Linked DNA regions of Homo sapiens: regions 1, 2 and 4 are each linked to region 3. Evidence: chromatin contacts called from ENCODE Hi-C or POLR2A ChIA-PET data. All regions are on one chromosome and are shown on one strand. The core of a region is the stretch at or near the end of the contact, and the rest is flanking DNA. Distances in the headings are between cores, read along the strand shown.

Evidence for each region. A loop is a pair of places that touch in the nucleus more often than their neighbours do. ChIA-PET counts read pairs that join two places held with the same protein, here RNA polymerase II (POLR2A). Pooled maps may share reads with other maps.
Region 1: a map of PC-9 shows a loop between it and region 3 (2.2-fold over the local background). The contact joins the promoter of SLC6A19 here to the promoter of CLPTM1L in region 3. A Hi-C loop is called at or near these places in 3 of 168 maps with a recorded cell type or tissue (Calu3, MCF 10A and PC-9) and 5 of 50 pooled maps.
Region 2: a loop to region 3 is called in a map of B cell, with 2.7 times the contacts of the local background. The contact joins the enhancer-like site here to the promoter of CLPTM1L in region 3. A Hi-C loop is called at or near these places in 3 of 168 maps with a recorded cell type or tissue (B cell, CD14-positive monocyte and chondrocyte), 8 of 37 single-sample maps with no recorded cell type and 4 of 50 pooled maps. POLR2A ChIA-PET finds 5 or more read pairs at or near these places in 4 of 52 experiments (H1, PC-9, activated B cell and 1 more).
Region 4: a loop to region 3 is called in a map of GM12878, with 2.3 times the contacts of the local background. The contact joins the enhancer-like site here to the promoter of CLPTM1L in region 3. A Hi-C loop is called at or near these places in 2 of 168 maps with a recorded cell type or tissue (B cell and GM12878), 17 of 37 single-sample maps with no recorded cell type and 5 of 50 pooled maps. POLR2A ChIA-PET finds 5 or more read pairs at or near these places in 6 of 52 experiments (GM12878, H1, HEK293 and 3 more).

The regions. Positions count from the first base shown.
Region 1 is chr5:1,200,294-1,202,993 of GRCh38, forward strand. It overlaps SLC6A19 (solute carrier family 6 member 19), which reads left to right and starts at 1,302. Exons shown (of 12, transcript NM_001003841.3): 1 at 1,302-1,559. The coding sequence starts at 1,358.
Region 2 is chr5:1,479,098-1,481,797 of GRCh38, forward strand. LPCAT1 (lysophosphatidylcholine acyltransferase 1) reads right to left here. Exons shown (of 14, transcript NM_024830.5): 7 at 1,845-1,879; 8 at 524-578. Among named protein-coding and RNA genes, the nearest start is that of MIR6075, 30 kb to the right of the region's middle. Within about 2 kb of position 1,259, at least 11 of the 41 ENCODE cell types and tissues checked have a DNase peak (open chromatin) inside an H3K27ac peak, as active enhancers do; they include B cell and CD14-positive monocyte, where a contact is called at or near this core.
Region 3 is chr5:1,343,770-1,346,469 of GRCh38, forward strand. CLPTM1L (CLPTM1 like) reads right to left here and starts at 1,330. Exons shown (of 17, transcript NM_030782.5): 1 at 911-1,330; 2 at 582-682. The coding sequence starts at 1,072.
Region 4 is chr5:1,496,801-1,499,500 of GRCh38, forward strand. All of the region lies in intron 2 of LPCAT1 (lysophosphatidylcholine acyltransferase 1), which reads right to left. Among named protein-coding and RNA genes, the nearest start is that of MIR6075, 13 kb to the right of the region's middle. Within about 2 kb of position 1,416, at least 6 of the 41 ENCODE cell types and tissues checked have a DNase peak (open chromatin) inside an H3K27ac peak, as active enhancers do; they include B cell and GM12878, where a contact is called at or near this core.

The DNA.
Region 1 (2,700 bases), core at 52-2,551, 140 kb before region 3:
CTGAAGGAGGCAACGGGAGGAAGGCCTGGGGAGGCGCAGGGTGTGGCACCGTCCCTGGCCTCAGGAAGGCTGGTCCGGGATTCCAGAGCTTGAGGTCTCCTAGATGGGAGAGACGTGAGGGGAGGCCCAAGTGGGGGCCCAAACGGGCAGCGCCCGACAGAGGATGGCCTCCAACTCCCTGTGCGGAAAACCAGGAGAGAATCCCACTCTGGCTTTGGAGACACAACCCCCAGGATCCTCTCCTGAACTCCCCGCAACGTTCCTCCTGCCCCTCCTGGACCCCGTGGTCAGCCCTGTGGCTTCCCTGCACGGCCTCTTTGCTGGGGAGCAGGAACACCATCTCCTTCGCTGTCCCATGCCCGGCACAGGACTGCCCCCCACAAAGTGCTCCACAGAAGGACAGAAACCGTGCAGTCACCGGGAAGGTGGGGATCTGGGGTGGCTGCAGGTTCCATGACACAGGACCCTCCATCCCCCGTGACCCCAGAGGGCCCTTGGGGACGAGGCTGCCCTAGAGGGTGGCTCTGGGTCCTGAACCTATGGCCGGGAGCTGAACTCCTCCTGCTCGATGTTCTCCAGCTCAGCCAGGGATGGGATCCGGGCATCCAGGCTGGGGTTGGGCAGCGTGAGCTGTTCATTATGAAGTTCATTACGAACCCCAGAATGAAACTGTGGCCCAGGGGGCACAGCCACGGGAACCCCACTCTCAGGTTGATTCAGGCCACATCCCAAGGAGCCGTGGTTCCGTGGGGACTGGTGGGAAGCCGGGCCCCCGAGCAGCCGTCTAGAGCCCAGAGCCAGGCTGGAGGGGTCCAGGGCCTCGCTGTGCTTGGTGTGAGCAGACCAAGAGCTGCCCCAGGGCCCCTGCTCCCGCTGAGTTCCCTCTCCCTGGACTGGGGTGGGGGCCGGGGATGCCTGTGCTCCAGGGAGCTGTGGAGAGGCCCACCCGGCGTCCTGCAGGTGGGGGTGTGCGGCAGCCAGGGGCTCCCAGACCGGGGCAGAGCCAGCATCCTGTTTGCCTTGGTTCTTTCTCCCCGGGGTGCACCGGCGTTTGTACGCATTTGTGTGTGCGTTTGTGCAGGGGGAGGGGTGGCCAGCGCCCACGGAGCAGCCTCCGGTTGCCCGAAGGCAGTGGGTGGCTCTGCTGGCCCCGGGGCCGGGCGTCTCTGCAGATAAGGCATTAACAGTCCCTCCGCAGACGCACCCTGCAGATCTGCTGACGACTGGCTCCGTTCTGCCCAGGTGCCTGGGGCGAGGTGCCAAAGGTTCTCTATAAAGTGCCCGGCTCCCGGCCCACGGCCACTCGCCCTCCAGCTTCTGCCCTGCCTGCTGTGTGCGGAGCCGTCCAGCGACCACCATGGTGAGGCTCGTGCTGCCCAACCCCGGCCTAGACGCCCGGATCCCGTCCCTGGCTGAGCTGGAGACCATCGAGCAGGAGGAGGCCAGCTCCCGGCCGAAGTGGGACAACAAGGCGCAGTACATGCTCACCTGCCTGGGCTTCTGCGTGGGCCTCGGCAACGTGTGGCGCTTCCCCTACCTGTGTCAGAGCCACGGAGGAGGTAGGCTGGCCGGGCGGGGCTGCGGGCGAGGCCGTGGCCAGGGAAGCACAGACACACGCAGAGGCCCTGGGCAGACATCCTCCCCGGACCCTCGGCTCCCCAAGCACGGAGGGGAGAGGAGAAGCCGCAGGGTGTGGGGGGAGCTGGGGCCCCCACGGGCCCCCGTGCCCGGTTCCTAGGCTGCTGGTGAGGAGATGGGCCTGGCCGGCACGACCCCAAGACTTCGTGTGGGGCTCCAGGGAGGGCCCTGTGTTCCAGACTGGCAGTCCTGGAACGTTCTGGCCTGAGGGTGGGGCCGGGGGAAGGGTGTTTCTCCCGGTACAGCCCCTCCTCGGAGGACGCGGGGCTGGGCCCTCCTGGGCATCACCTCTCGTCCCAGCCCCACAGGCGGACACCTGCCAGTGCAGGGAGCAGAGGAGGTAGCTGGGTTGGGGGCAGGTGACCCTAGAGGAGCAGAGTGGGTAGCCGGAGCCTGTGGACTCGGGCCTGGCTCTTGAGCCAGGTGCCCTCAGGCCTGGAGGCCGGGAGCCGCTGTGCCCACCCAACACACAAGCCTGACTGCTCCTCGTTCCTCTGGCTCCTGCGGCCCAGGTAGGCATGGCCGCTGCTGGCACAGAGGTGACATTTGTGTTCCTGCCCAGTGGTCCTGAGCATCTGAGAAGTGGCTCCCAGGCCTGGCAGGGGGCTGTACCTAGGACCCCCACACTTGAACTCAGCCTTGGGCTTGGCGAACCCCAAAGCTGCTGCCCTCATAAACCTGCTGCTTTCTCAGCGGAAGGTCCAGGAGGGCCGGGCACCCTTGGGAAACAGGCTTCCTGCTGCCCTGGGGCAGTTCACGGGGGGGCCGTGAAGGTCTCAGCCTCCGTTTAGAGGAGTCTGCCCTCAGGGGGCCCTGTTCCTTCTCACCATGGAGAGCTGCTGTCTCTCACGCGGGCTTTGTGATGTGAAGGTTTTTAAAGAAAAACAGAAATGGGCTTTTCCTGAATCAGTTTCGCCTCCAGCATTGTCAAGGAGTTGATCACTGCCTTGCGGGGGTGGGCGCTTCATGAGCCTCTGGTCCAGCCTGCACTTTCCACTGGAGGCAGGTCGGGGGACCTTGGCCACTCCGATACTATAGTCCCTGACAGTCCCCAAGTCTCAG
Region 2 (2,700 bases), core at 9-2,508, 140 kb after region 3:
TTAAAAAATCCTTTCCAGCTGGGTGTGGTAGTTCACGCCTGTGATCCCCGCACTTTAGGAGGCCAAGGCGGGAGGACTGCTTGAGCCCAGGAGTTTGAGACCAGCCTAGGCAACAAAGTGAGACCCATCTCTACAAAAATTAGCTAGGCATGGCGTGTGCCTGTGGTCCAATTACGTGGGAGGCTGAGGCAGGGAGATCACTTGGGCCCAGGAGGTCGAGGCTGCAGTGAGCCCATCGCTACACTCCAGCCTGGGCAACAGAGCAAGACAAAATGCTGTCTCAGAAAAACAAAAAACAAAAACCCAAATCTTATCCAAGTGGTTCAGACTCATAAGAGAGACATAAAGTCATTGAGGTAAAGCAACCAGAGGCTCCTCGAAGGAGCCCTGAGAAACGGAAAGATGGGAAAGCAAGACAGGTGATATGCCACATTGTACAAGGCTTATCTGGGCATCCTGGTGTAAGCTCGTGTCTGCATCAACCACTGTGAAGAGCGCTGTGTAACTCTGTATCCATACGAACCTCGATTTCCACTTGGTTGTGAAACTGACACAGCGTGAGCCACAGGATTTCCAGCCTTAAAAACAGATTGCACAATGTTGAGCAGATTTACAACTCGGGTTAACAAGTAAATTACTCCCAATTCTGGGGTGAAACCTCCAGACGCGCCCTCCAGAGGGCGCTACTGGGCAGTCAACGCTCCCACGGAGGGGGTGCCGTGCCCACCCAGCCCGAGCCCCAGTGTGACGTACAGCCGTGGGTGGAAATGCTGCTTTTCCGATTCAACACCTGCTTATGTCCTTGGTTCGTCTAGCAAGACACCATCTCCTGCTTGTTCTCCAGCTCAGGAGACCTCGTACAGCCCACACCTGTCCCTCCACACCTGTCCCTCCTCGCTGTCCCCAGGCAGCACAGGCCCTGAGTCATGCCACCCCTCCAGCCTGGATCCAGAGTTCCCAACCTCAGAACCAGGATCACCATGCCTTTGCCGCAGGAGTTGACATGGGAGACATTTGGAGCTGCTCCCAGGGCCACACTCACGCCTCCGACAGCCCAGTGCCCCAACCCTCTTTCTGCCCTGTCATGCCAGCCCCAGCCCTAGGCCCCCGGGACCCCAGAACCCCTATACCCCCCAGAGCCCCCTCCCAGCTCTGCTCCCAGCTGGGAGCCTCCACACGCCAGCCTGGGAAGCGCTGACCTCAACACCTTCACCTGAAAGCACCAGCGGACCCACATCCTCCCAAACGCCTGGAATGGAGCTGCTCTCTCTTGGACTTTCCCGCTCCCTCTGCCCTCCCGACGTCAGCTCAGACGTCAGCACCCAGGAGGCCCTGACCAGCCTGTGGCCCCGGGCTTCTCCTCTGGGGCTCGTTCCCGTTTCCGTGGGGTTGTTCATTGTTGCATAACTGACCTTCGGTGTCTCTGCTGGGGGGACAGGGACACTGACTCACAGCAGGGGCTGGCCTCCCACCCAGCACTACTCAGTCTCTGTGCCTGTGCAGACGGGGTCCCCCCAGACACCCCTAAATCTCCACTTTCCTTACCAGGGGCCACCAGGTGGACGATCGTAATTACTGAGCTGGCAAACTCGAGAGCCGAATGCAAGACTCACAGTTCCCTTCCTGCTGGTACTGAAGACGTGCAACTTAAGACCCCAGAATCCAGGAGTGTCAGGCCTGGGCCACATCTGTACGTTTAGTTTTCACAATGGGCTGAACCTAACGGCTGTCCCACACCTGCTTTCACAACTGCAAAAGTAACTAGCGTGCACAGCAGACCCCAAGCAGCCCCTACGTGTTCATGGAACAACAGGACAAAGAGGACGACACGGCGTTCAACTTACGCTCCAGGTCCTTGCCACGTCCATGTGATGGTGTCCTGGGGAGGAAGAGGCAGGGTCAGTCAGCATGGGGCCTGCACCCAGGGCCTGCACCAAGCACCTGCGTGTGCCGGCCTCTCCCTGCACCTCCCACCCCACAGAGGCGCTGCAGCCAGGGGGAAGGGAGGAGGGTGCTAGAGCTCCAGCTTCCCAGAGTCCCTGAGGATCCAGGACTCGGACCAGCCCCCCAGCCTGAGGTCCCCAGAGCCTCTAAGGACCCAGAGAACCACCACCTTACAGGTCCCCAGAGTTCCCCCAAGATCCCCAGAGTCCCTGAGGACTCAGAGCCCCCTCTTATAGGTTCCCAGAGCCCCTAGAACCTGGGAAAAGGGTCCTCCCTCCCTCCATGCTCTCCGCTTTCCTCACAGACCTGGGGACACCAATTCCAGTGTGCACCCGGGACCCCGGCCCTCTCCTGCCCACCGCTCTCTCCAACTGCTCTGAGTGTTCCCCCAACCACGGTGCATGTGCAGGGCCCCCCCACCCCGGGTGCTCTGAAGTCCCATCTTCAGCCTCAGTGCCGCCGGGCAGGGACCACACAGCAGGGGCCGTGACGGCAGAGGCCCAGACACCGTCACCCTGGGGTGGACCTTCTGCTCCCCTGACGGCTAAGCTAGTGCTTCTTGGTGCATCCAGTAATAGTGTGTTGCTTTAAACACACTGATGAAACAATCTTAAAAGTGGAAAATCTAGATGACTGCACAGATCGGAGTCTGTTGTCCTCGGGTTGACTTTTTTGCCCACAGGAGTTGCACTGGGGCATGGTTTCCGCAGCGGAGGCAGGAAGGGGCCCTTGGCCAGGAGCCTGGCTGACAAACGC
Region 3 (2,700 bases), core at 80-2,579:
CCAGGCAATGAAGGGAAATGGTTGACTTGTGAGAAGCAAATCATATTTAAAAGTATACTTATTCAATTAAAAAAAATTAGGCCATGTCAGATGTAATTTTTAAGATACTCTACATATTTGGACATTGATCTATTCTAACGTCACATGTCACTTATTTATGATTTTCTACAAAATTGCTTCCTCTATCCTCATCTCTTTTCCCTCACAAGTAACTTAAGCGAACTACTTCCACCAGGAAAAGACAAGTTGGTCCCCGGTAGTGAAACTGCAGAGTTGTCTGCTCTCCACTGGTTCACCAAGCGTGGCCCCTGCTCCTTCGGAGCCTCCCCGTCCAGGACATCCCACTGCCATCACACTCTGCTGAGAACTACTTCTTAAACGACATTCATCACCTGTCACCTTCCAGGCTGAATGTTTACAGGCCACGCATAGGCCTCCAGTTAGGATATTCTACCACTTCAAGACATTCGGTAAGACTAGTTCTCTAAAATAAACATGTTATGTACAGAAAGCTAACTTTTAAACAATCTGAACATGAGTAATGTTTTCCCTTTCACTGGCATTTTGTCCTACGCCCATACCTTTCAAATTTGGACTCCACATCAAAGTCTTCCACATTCAAGACCAGGTCGATGTTGTTCTCAGCACCCAGGTGGGACCTCGTCGTGGTGTACACGCTCAGCTGGAAAGGAGGGGGCGTCGAGAGTCAGCTCGGCCAGGCCCTGGCAGGACGCACTCAAATCCCACGGCCAGCTGGAGGGCGGAAGACCTGGCCGCTGGGGAACCAGGAAAGGTTCCATCTCGACTCGCGCGGCCACAGCTCCGAACTGGGACGGGAAGGCGACGTCTGGGGCCTGGAGGAGAGGCCCCCACCCCAACCCGCCCGGCCCCCGGCCCCGCGGACGCTCACCTGCAGCTTGGGCCGCCGCGCCAGGTAGGGCTGGATGCAGTTGGCGTCGCCGGAGCACGGGCGGGTGTAGACGATGCCGTACATGACCCAGCAGGTGTGCACCACGTAGACCACGAACACGCCCACCACCAAGCTGGTGAAGGAGCTGCGGCCGCTCCACATGGCGGCCCCGCGCCCGGCGCCCCCGGCCCGCCCGCCTCTCAGCCGCGAGCCCCGCCCGCCCGGCGCCCAGCCCGCCGCTCCGGGCTCCGCCGCTCACTGGAGAGCCGCCGCGCGCCACCGCCACCGCCGCGGGGGAACGAATGCGCCGCGCGCCGCAGACCGCCGGCCGCCCCGCATGCTCCGGCCCCGCTCCCACCTGGCGCCGCGGGATTCGCCGGCCCCGCGCGCCGCTTCCGGGCCCCGCCGCCTGCCGGAAGTGGACGCGCCGCGCGGCTCCCTGGGAAACGGAGTCTCGGCCGCTGCCGCGCACGCGCATCCAGGATGCGGCGCGTGTGTGACGTTACCCGCCCGCGCCGCCCTCCTGGGGTGCCTCTCAGGGACCCAGGCGCTCAGCTGCTGGGGCCGCGGAGGGCGTTCGCGGGGCGCCGGGGAAGGCTAGGGCCGCGGGGTCCCCGGGGCGCCGTCCCCAACCGCCGACGCCTGCCAGACCACCAAGTGGGGGCCATGTCGACGTGTGAGGAGCCTGGTGGAAGGTGATACTGGAATTCCGGCACTGGGCCTGCAACCCTTTTAGTCCACAGTTGTCAGAATCTAAAGGGAAGAAAAACGAAGTGCTCAGAACCCTCACAGAAGCCGGGCACCTCATCCCGTGTGTGGGTTTTTTCCCCAGTACAAACCCATTGTGGGGACAGGCGCTTTTGAAGAAAAAATTCAGATTCCCGGGCTGAAGTGGCTCCTCACAGCCTTGAACCTGACCCCCAGCTTCCCGCTAAAGCCGAGCGTGCCCAGCACGGCGAGGTCAGCAGAGGCCCCTCGGAGGGCGGCCGGGGGAGGTCAGTGGGAGGCCCTCGGGCAGCCGGTGGATGGGCCGGCGACCTCCCCGACTCCATCAGAAGCGCTCAGTCTGTGCCCTTCAGTTACTGGAGCAGCTCCCGTCCTTTGGCCAGTTCTCTGGAAGGTCGTTTCCGTTTCTGTGTCTGCCACACGTGCAGCACAATCGAAAAACCTTGTTCGACATTTCTAGAAAGAGTAGATGCTACTGAAGACCCAATAGATTGCTGAGGGTTTTCAGAGCAGGGACAATTGCATCAGGGTGCTGGGCTCCGGGAAGAACTCAGAGGACTTGGCTGACGGGCGGATGGGACAGTGATTGGTGCCGAGAATGGGCCAGAGAAGCAGGTCTGCCTGGAGCAGGCACCCGAGGCCGCGTGCAGGGGCGGTCCTGGGCCACCAACCCCTGGAAGCTGGGCCAGGAGCTTCGGAGCCATCCGAGGCTTTTTTCGCTCCTCTCACTCTCATGCACCTAGTTACCCTCCCCACAGAGTCTTCTCACGGCGCGGTTTTCGGCTACCATTGCAGTGGTGTCTGACTACACCCAGTGCCTCTATCGTTCCCCCCTCAGTCTGTTCTCGCTTCTTGGCAAACCTGTCCTTGGAAAGCCCTCTGCTGACTCCTGTTACCCTGATCAAATGCATCCTCCTCAGGAGGCTCGTGAGCCCTTTGCAGGGTGGCCCAAGAGGCATCACGCCCTGCTCTCCAGCCACTCTTGGGGTCCCCTACAGGGCCAGGCGTCCCACACCAGCAGCGGGTGCTGGTCCTGCCACAGTCTGTGCGACACGTGAATGAAG
Region 4 (2,700 bases), core at 166-2,665, 150 kb after region 3:
AAAGCTCCGCTTGCTGTGGGGTTGGGGACCCAGCACCCACTCACCCCAAGGCAAAGGGAGCCAGCACAAGCCCAGGGTGCTCAGGTGCCTGGGCAGCCCATTCCCAGGGGAATGTGAATCAGGAGACAGATCTATCTGCATACACAGGAGCGGGGATCTCCATCAGCACCCCCAGGAAATCCACTCCGTCCTACCGCCCTCACACGGACGACACCCAAGAATCCTGAGACGTGTGAGCAGAGCAGCTGCATGGCAGAGAAGCAGAGGACTGACCCCAAGGAGACAGAAAGGGTGGGCATCAGAAGAGGGGTGCAAAACATCCACCACGCTCGCCAAGAGAGTCTGGAAGAACAGGGCGCTGAGGAGCATCAAAGAACAAGAAAACACTCTCAGAAACCAAGACTGTCACTGTGGAGACAAGCAACTCACAGGAAAGACTGGGAAATGAGGAGGAGGAAATCTCCCAGAACATGCAGGGGGAAAAGGAGGAAGGCCGCTGAGGCCTGCATCTCCTCAAGCCAGCTGGCATGTGGAGGTGGGTGGGGGAAGCCCACACGTCTAAGCGTGAGGGGCAGGCGCAGGCCCCGGCTCTGCAGGTTCCAAATGTTCTGCTGTGAGCAGAGGCAAGAGGCAGAGTGGAGCCGGCCCTGGAGAGGACCTATACACATGTACACAGCCTGAGTGCTGGCTACGGTGCCAGGCCGGTGGGGTAGGGCAAAGGAAGGGGCCCTGGGGCCACGTCTGGCGGGGCTTCAAGGAGGCAAGTCTGGTGATCCACGTGGACTGGCTTAGCTGGGTCAGGGACGGCCCCTGGGTGGCTGGTGGGAGGGCTGTGTTGGGCTGGCAGGTGTGGAGGGGCAGCCCCAGGCTGAGACGCAGGTGGCAGGAGCTGCTGGCTTCTGGGAGACCAGATAAAGTGGTTTGATGCTCAAGTTCAAGCTCCAACCTCCAGGCCAACATACGGGGAGTACCTAGAGTCATCATGGGGATGGCATCCCCAAACTTGGGAACAGGTGTTCCCACACAGAGCATTCAGGAAAGGGCACCATCCATCTGAACCATCCGGTCAGCCAAGGGGCAGCCCCTGGAGGACCTGGCCCAGCTCAGGACTTGGCCCGTGGTCAAGGATTCAGCGCCAGATGGTCGGGTTTTGCAAAACGATGCTACGGTTTTTACAACACTGTGTGTGTTGAAAGTAACCTAAAATAGTGCCTTTTGCGAAACTGTGTCATTCTTTCACTGAAAGCCTAAGATTTTTATTTTAGGAAGGTTTGAATGACACTAACTTACATTCAGCAAAAATGCTTTAACTCAACATCAATCTATTCAAAACTGCAGAGCAGTGCATAACGTGAGCCAACTTAAGTCCCAAACCGACTACGTAATTATTATTCAGCGGTACACTCTGAATCTGCTACTTCAAATTCAGTTTCCTCCTGATCCCTTACGTCCCTAACTACGGTGCTTTTGTGACTAGGTTTCCCCTTGGGGAGTTCAGAATTCAGGGTTTGTTCTCTCTTCTGTTTCCCTTCAAGCACCAAGCCAAGCCCAGGACTGTGCACCAAGGGAGCTTTCATCAGTGCTGCTGAAGGAGACGCCAGGGGCTCCAGGGGTGGGATTCAATGCCAGGCAGCACGGGCAGCTTGAGTGCCCACAAGCATCCGTGCATACTCCCACACATGCACACATTCACACACATACACAGACATCGCTCTCATATATACTCACATGCACACACACACTCATACATATGTACACACATATACTCTCATACACATATGTACATACATCATACATATGTGGACACCTGTACACACGTACACTTGCACATATACACACATACATGTACACAGAGACACAACACTCATACACATGTACATACTGTCATACACGTACATGTATGTGCACACGATACAGACATCCATCCACACATATATACATGCACTCACATGTACACACATGCAACACACACAGGTACACAGCACACACATATACACATGTACACACTCATATACATACTTGCACTGGTGGCTCACATACACACAGTAATGCAACCACATGCCTATGCACGTGTACCTACTCCCGTGCATGCACATACATATGTATGCACACTCACATGCGCATATGTACACACATACACACCCTCTCTGCACACATACACAGAATGATACACAGTGAGTCTCCACAGACCCAGATGCCCAAAGATCTCATGAAGCAGAGGTGACAGAAACCCCAACGTGTCACTGTCACGGGACACTTCACACGTGCATGAGATGTACATATGAAAGCGTCTCTGAAGTACAGCTGCTAGAATAAGAGTCCGTTGTGGTCCATTTATCGCCTGTTGAAGCCAAGTCAATTATTCACAGACAAGAAAAGCCACCAGGGTTAGCATGGGGAAACGGAAAATTGCCCCAAGCCATCTATTTTGAAAAGTGAGAGCCTGTGCTCGCACGGGGCTCCTGCCTCCTGAGACAGAACAGAGGAGGCGGGGAGCTCGGCCCAACAAGGACATGGGGAGTAAAGAGAAAGGGTGCCAGGAAAGCACCACGAAGCCATTGCTGCCCACAGCACCACATTCAGCCAGGTCACCTGCAGCCTGCTTCACACTACAGAACCCCCACTTTCTAGCTGTGGCTTCTCAACTCAGCAAAACTGAAAGCCTGACTTTGATTTGGCCTTGATTTACTTTGCTTGGTT